2 separate regions of the Homo sapiens genome follow, and region 1 is linked to region 2. A link is a contact called in ENCODE Hi-C or POLR2A ChIA-PET data. All regions are on one chromosome and are shown on one strand. The core of a region is the stretch at or near the end of the contact, and the rest is flanking DNA. Distances in the headings are between cores, read along the strand shown.

The links. Hi-C counts contacts between places; a loop is a spot of excess contacts on that map. ChIA-PET counts read pairs that join two places held with the same protein, here RNA polymerase II (POLR2A). Pooled maps may share reads with other maps.
Region 1: a loop to region 2 is called in a map of ascending aorta, with 3 times the contacts of the local background. The contact joins two enhancer-like sites. A Hi-C loop is called at or near these places in 2 of 168 maps with a recorded cell type or tissue (aorta and ascending aorta) and 6 of 50 pooled maps. POLR2A ChIA-PET finds 5 or more read pairs at or near these places in 1 of 52 experiments (AG04450).

What each region holds. Positions count from the first base shown.
Region 1 is chr15:88,245,601-88,249,356 of GRCh38, forward strand. The region is part of intron 3 of NTRK3 (neurotrophic receptor tyrosine kinase 3); the gene reads right to left. Among named protein-coding and RNA genes, the nearest start is that of NTRK3-AS1, 5.3 kb to the right of the region's middle. Within about 2 kb of position 1,356, at least 2 of the 41 ENCODE cell types and tissues checked have a DNase peak (open chromatin) inside an H3K27ac peak, as active enhancers do; they include ascending aorta, where a contact is called at or near this core.
Region 2 is chr15:88,014,324-88,017,789 of GRCh38, forward strand. The region is part of intron 14 of NTRK3 (neurotrophic receptor tyrosine kinase 3); the gene reads right to left. Among named protein-coding and RNA genes, the nearest start is that of MIR11181, 70 kb to the left of the region's middle. Within about 2 kb of position 1,334, at least 5 of the 41 ENCODE cell types and tissues checked have a DNase peak (open chromatin) inside an H3K27ac peak, as active enhancers do; they include ascending aorta, where a contact is called at or near this core.

The DNA of each region.
Region 1 (3,756 bases), core at 106-2,605, 230 kb after region 2:
GGAAGCAAGAAGAACAGATGAGGGCTATAAAAAGTATCTATGCTTGTGGGGATGAGGTTCTGGGGTGTAGTAATAGGAAGACAGAGAAAATAGTTTTACACACACACACACACACGTGCTCATTGAAATCTTATAATAGTCCTGCCTTATGTTTATTATTTTCATATGAGAAAACTGAGGATCAACAAGGTCAAGTAGCCAGCCCAGGGTCTCAGGATGTAAGAGGCAGAGTCATGATCTAAAGCTTCATTTAGTCGTTGCCATAAATAATTAGGGTTGTATATGTAAATGATCTCTGGCCCAGTAGAAGGGATAATGTCAGCTTCTTTCCTTCTCTTCAGTGGACCAGATTTGAAAAGCTATCAGAAATAAGGAAGTGGGGAAAGATGGACCACAACAGAGAGAACACTGCCTGCAGCCCCAGGTCAGGAAGCTGGGAGCAGACCCTCAAGAAAGAGTCACAGGCCCCAGACCAGAGAGCTCCACACCCACCCCAAAAGCAGCAGACCCTGTCTCTAAAGCTGATAACCTTGTTAGTAGGAGGACACTCATTTGTGCATGGAACAAGACAGCACCTGCTCAAATACAAGACTGCCTGGAACAGACAGACGAGCCAACGATACTCTCAGAAGCACTGTCAAAACCAGCCAGTCCAGGCAGGGCCCATGGCCCTGGTTTGCAAGGCACTTTCGTAGCCACCTCTGTGTATGGTTATCTCCTAAAGCAGACACGGGATCTGCAGAGGTTAAGAGAAGGCGCCAAGCTCTCATCTCTAGTCAATGCCAGGACCTGCTATTTTCTGAGCACTACTTGTCGTCCGGTAATTTCCAAGCTTGGGTTGGTGGGGGCAGGGAGAGGGGAGAGATTCCCCCACACTTCAGCCAGGGCATCAGACAGCCTGAGAGCCTGTATAAAGCTCGCTTCCTCCATGATACTAGCCCCACAGTGAAACTATCTGTCAACTTCTCTATTAAGCCTGTGGGTCTTCCTGGGCTACCTTCCATGCATTCACCCCATTACCCTCTGTGCAAATGTGCTGATCTCTCCTGCTGCTGCTGAGAGAAGGCTGGAAGGAGAGCACACCAGGTGGCTTTCCTCCATCCAATGCACTCGCCCAGCCACCTCCTTCCCAGGAAGCCAAAGGCTCATGAGTCAGAAAGTCCGGGTCCTGGAGTCTCACATCCCTGGACTGCAGAGATACAATGGAAGCAGGGTCATCTCGGCGGAGAGATGCCCCTCATAGAGGAGAGCTGACCTCTCTGCTCAGCCCTGGCTCAGGAAATGCTCTGAAAGCCAGGGCTGACAGTGCACTTCTCACCAGGCTAGCGCCACACGCCCGGCTCCCGCCCTGGGAAGCCATCAGCCCAGGACCGTCTCGTGCGCCACACTGCCCTCTGGTGGCCACCAGGAGTGTAGCCGCAGAGGGAAGCCAAAATCTTTTAAGGTCTGTTTACAGAGACCTCAGACACGATGTGCACAGAACACAGAAGAGACGCACTTGTGCCTGTGCCAAGACTCCCCCAGATACACGCACGCAGCCCTGTTTCCCGCGGCAGGTAGCCGGGTTTAGGACTTCGAAGCTACTATTGCTCCCTTCGTGTTCTCCTCTTCTCTGCAGCACTCTAAGAGCTCCTTTCCCCGCCTGCCTGTAAAAGCCCGAACCCCTCAGTCCCAGAGCAGACACCAACAGGCGGATGGAGACCCACACCAGCTAGCGAGGCAGGGCCCTTCGTTCTGGGCTGCCTTGTGCCAGGAACTCACTGGGCGATTGGGCCAAATCAATTCACCTCTCTTGATTCCTAAGTTCTTTCTCTGTAAAACAGTGTTTGGCCCCAACATTTTCTGAGGCCCTTTCCAGATCTAGTAATTTATGGTTCAAAGTCTTGATCTTCTCTCTAACTCAGAAATCTTCCCAGTAGTCTAGAAAAGGAAATAACCAACGTGGTGCCCAATTATTTACAGAGCCTAGCGAATACATCATTGCATAGGTCTGAACATGACAGTGACCCTACGGGGGTGCCGGGCTGGAGAGTTCCATGACCTCAGCTCTCAGAAGTGCGAGGCCAGTGGCTGAGCGATCATGAAGCAAGCTCACACAGCCAAGAAGCAGCAAACGTGGAAAATGCACCAAACCCTGCCCCACAGTTTCGGCTGTTTCACAGAAGAAAGTTGTATCTGTCTCCCACACTAAGAGCTCATCCCTATGGAGAGAGAGATGGAGCTTCCATGAGCAATGAAGGTAGAGAGGCGGGGTAAGGTCGCGGGGGGATAAAGGCTGCTTATTGTGGAGAGGACCAGGGAAGGACGCAGAAAGAAGCTCTAAACATCAGCTTCCAGCTCCAGCTGCCCAGCGCTTTAGACACCCCCCTTTTGCTCTGCACCCAGAAATGCTCCTGGCACCCCAAAGCTCTACCTGGGAGAAGCCACTCAGCCCTCTGCTCTCCCATCCAGGCTCTCGCTGGCCATGAGCACCAGGGGCATAGTCCTGCTGACCACGGCTCAGCCCAGAGAGGAGCTGGCTGGGACCCAGCCACCAGCTTTCTGAATCTCAGCCAGCCTCAGCTGGCACCTGTTCTGCTGCGGGCTGACCTGACCTCAGAGGCCAGGACATCATGGGGTGGATGAGGAGGCCTGGGAAGAGGGTGTGGCTGAGACACAACTTCAGGAGAAACTCCCTGTTGGGAACAGGTCAGAAGGAGAGACCAAAAGCCTCCCCCACTACTAAGAGGCCTGCCTGGGACAGTGTTGGCCACACTGTTTGGCCAATACTACACCCATAATTATCCTATGTGCCTTCCCCTTATATCCCAGCCAGGGTAACTCCCACCCAAGTAACTGAAATGTTGTAAACTAAATGATTCTCCTAGACTTTTACATCAACTCTTTTATTTATTTTTAACTTAATAGTAATATATTTGTGTGTGTGTGTGTGTGTGTGCATGTGTGCATATATATGTGTATGCTAGTATGCATAAGAGTATTGCAAAAGAGCATAGGCAGTATAGCTTAATATTTAAATGCCAGACTGCTTTCCCATTTACTGGCTGCATGAAATTAAGTGAGTTAAGTTCCTTCTCTGCACTCAGTTTCCCCATCTGGAAAATGAGGCTAATAATAGTACTTATCTTATTGGGGTTGATGTGAGGCTGCAATGAGGTATTAGCCTTAGAGTGCTTGGCACAGTGTCTAGAACATAGTAAGTGTTTCAGAAACGCTAACGATTGTTATCATGTACTCAGTAGATGCTAGCTGTCACTAGTTATGTATAGACAGATTTCTCTTAGCCAGACATGACCCAGGGCACTGAACTTCAACAGGGTGCTTACATAATGTAGTTGTTATTATTATCCATTTCTTATAGATAAGGAAATTGAGACCCAGAGGAGGAAAGGGATTTGTTCAAAGCTAGGGAGAGGCCATGCCTGGAGGAGCTGCTGGGAAAACTGGGCTTAGGAAAAGAGCAGCTGCCAGAGTCCTCCATGCTTGATGATGCGTGTCTGGGGAAGGAATCCTGAATCTCCCACCACCCAGACTCTGGGACACTTATGATGGGACAAGCCAGGCAGGAGGACTGGGGGCAGAGGTGAGGCCAGGGGAAAAGGACAGGCTCCCAAGTCTGCTGAGCCCCAGGTTCCCCAGCCCTGTATGTGAACAGAGCTCAGCAGAAGGCCTCATCGAGTTGATTTCTAATTGGTGTGGGCTGCAAGCTGCAAAGAGCTCTGGGGCTGCCAGTCTCACATAGTTGCTGCCTCTGGG
Region 2 (3,466 bases), core at 84-2,583:
CATTGGTCCTAGACCTGTTCCTTCTTCCAAATCCTTATGCAGTTTAATATCATTGAACTATGTGTTTGGCCCTCAGTTTCCTCATCTACTAAACGAAAAGATAAGTCTCACTGGATCTCTGAGATATTTTTCAGATTAAAAAAACTTCTATGTTCTACAAGGAAGTTAAGTGAATGAGAATTAAAGAGCAGGAAAGGAAAAACTTAGCTTTCAGCCAACTCCTATTGCTGGAATAATTTTGGGTCCAAGATTTGAAGGCAAAAATATAAGCGAGGATCATATTGCAACTGCAACTAACTGGTGATAAAACCAAGACCAGCTAGGACTTGATCTTGGGCTGCCACTTTTCCACCTGCCAAAAAAACAGGCTCTCTCAGGTGCTCAAGGAATAAATGCTTCTTGGATGCTTCCCCGCCTACCTCTCCGGCAACACCGGAGCAGGTTCTTTGCAGGAACACGGTCTCTGATTCCTCTTCTCACCAGCTCCGAGATTTTCTTTTTTATTTTTCCAAAAGCAAAAGTCATTGGTCGATCTATGTTTAGAAATATGCACAACAAATCAAGAAATAAATTCATATGTGAAAGGATAGAAATGTTAGTCTCCAAATCTAGGCAAACTTCCATTTTTATAAGCCTATGAAGACAATATAAATAAATCAGAGGGAGTGGAGCCTGCTGGCAGCAACTGCTAGATCGCTCTCATTTTCTACATAACGTTCCCTGTGCTGAAAGGTATATTCAGTGAGTGTTTCATTTCTCTTCTTTCTGGAACAGGGGTCTCTCTATGTCTGCCTGGAACTGTCCCTAAATTCAGAGAGAATAACTTGCTACTTTGTTTTACCTTTTTTATTACAGTGTTGATAGTTTCTTCACTCCTCTAGTCATCACCTACTTCTGAGAAACAGTGACAAGCGTGATAAACAAAGGCCTGGACTATGTAAGTGCAAATTCTACGAATAAATTCGTAATTATTGTGTCAATAAGCTATGCTATTTAATACATCAACAAGACCTGCTCCCTCCACCCCGGGAGGGAGTCCTTCTCTGGTCACTCACCTCCAGCCCTGCCCCCACCAAACCCTGCCCCCTGTCTGCCTCCTGCTACTGCTACGGTGGCCTGGAAGGCCCTTCCTGTCCATCTCTGCCAGTCCAAGTTTCCCCGCAGCGTCCTAGCTCAAACACTCTCCCCTCTGTGGAGCCTTTACCCAAGCCTCTGCTCCCCTAATTTAAACAAGCCACTGCTCTCTAAGCACACTGGGCCCTTTAGTTGCAGGGTCTCTGTGGCAGGCATCTCATTATGCTCATATCTCCAGAACTGTTTCCTGGCCTGTCTCCCCAGCTGGAGTGTGGACTCCCTCATGCGGGGATGATGCCACTCTGTTCATCTCTCAGCCTCACTGCATTGACTCTGCAGCATAGTAGTTGCTCCAAGATTAGGAGCTCTGTGCAAAAATCATCTTTGTACTCAGTTTTTCTCCTGCACTATGTTTATTCTGGAGTTGGCACTGTAATGAAGAACGAAGGAATGCATCTTGATTGACTGATCGCCAGCTCTACAGCGGCTCCAATGTGAATATAGCCTGGCCACGTATTATGTAGCCATTAAAAATAGTGGCATTGTGAAATAAAGGTCTATGATAGGCTACTAGATGACAAATTCAGATTATGAAACCGTATGCAGAATATGATCTCATTTGTGTGTGCTATACATGTCCATGTTGATGTGTACATGTCTGCGTATGTTATTAGCCTGTGCATATAAGGCAAAATGTCATGCATTCATCACTTGGGGTGGCATTAGGGATGATTCTTATTTTCTTCTTTTCACTTTTCTGGATTTTCCTCAAAATATTTTCAGTGATTGTATATTACTTTGAAACCAGAAACAAATGTTAGGTGTTCTGTCTGTTTTCTAAAGAGACATAGAGAGGCTAACCAGAGCTGTGACCACCATCAAAGGATGAACTACTGAACACATAATCCCAGAGATGCATGGGAAGCCAATGAGGAAGCCCTGAGGATATGTAAGGAGAAGCCATGGACAGTTTTGCTTAAACACCAGGAATTTAAATTTACATCATGAATTGTTCCTAAATGGCCCATCACCTTTTCTTATGAACTTTCTCCTGGACCGTAAGAGTTGCAGCTATTTGGATCACTTTGCTGAAAACAAGATGAAGGAATGGGCTAAGCTGTGTCAGAACTAAGCAGAATGCTATGGCAGGCTCTTCTCCAGCTGGGCACAGCAGGGCACACCCCCTCCCAGGGGCCTCTCATTCAATGCCTCTCACCATTTACATTCCAACACTGTAAGATGATGGATACTTTTAATACAAGAGACCTGTCATTTATTTATTAGCTGGGGACAGGCTTTGCAGCCGGGAAGGATGCATTATAAATCAACTCCTTTCTCAGCCATTAAAAATTAATACAGTTCATAATGTAGAACGTCAGTAATTTCTTTATTAGAGGAGAGTGTCATTTTTTTTTCTTTTCTTCCAGGTTTTGTTTTTACTTCCTCCCTTCTCTGGGGATATTTTTTTTTCTTTCATAAAGACTGGCTGAGTATAAATTATCCCAGGGAAGGGGAATATACCCTTTCAGACAGAGGTTAAAATGGAAGAGACGAAGCTTAAAAAAAAAAAAAAAAAAAAAAAAGCCCCTGACCAAATTCCCCATGGAAATATGGTCTAACTGCATCTTTCAAATTTGCCTCATTAAGCCTCACTTACAACATCCCTTGTTTCTTTCTGATCTACCTTGCACCAAAAATGGGAGGCATTTTAGGTTTCTGATAGACCAGAGGGAAAGAAATATAAGGTGAGTGATTTGGGGTGTGCTGGGAGGTCTCTGATTATTATTTTCTAATGATTGCTCCCTCACAGAGGGGCCTTCATTAGCTTTTCTATTGTCTCCAAGTTAACTTGGCATTCACCAAAAGAAGCATGGATGTTAGAAGCTCAGCCCAAGACCAGGAACCCTTCATACAGCTCCCCCTTTAGACCTAGGATACAAGGATGCAGAAGGAAAAGACGGCACCAGAATATGCCAAAAGGCTGATTAGCTAAGCATCCATGAAGGCTTCCCCTTTGGTTCTTCCCCAGAGTGGCAGCTCCAGGAAAAGTGAAAGCTTGGAGTTAGAAAGAAGACAACTTCTGCTCTTAACTTCAGAGGAAATAAAAGGGAGAATCCAGAACCTGTGATGTCTCCATCTCACCTTAGCAATATTGAGGGGTTTGCAGTGGTTGGTTCAACCAAGCTGACCTTCTCAAGACCTGAACAAAGGAATATATGTGAAGGGAGGGGGGACCATCCCACCCCTAGCCACCCCACCCAGCACATTTTCCTGACTTTGGGGAATAGGGGGAGAGGGGTCACCCAGAGATGAACATCACATCCCAGGCACAGGCTCCCTGTGTTGATGTCTCTGTCAAACCAGCCATGATTTAGTTAAAGCTCCTAAGTAA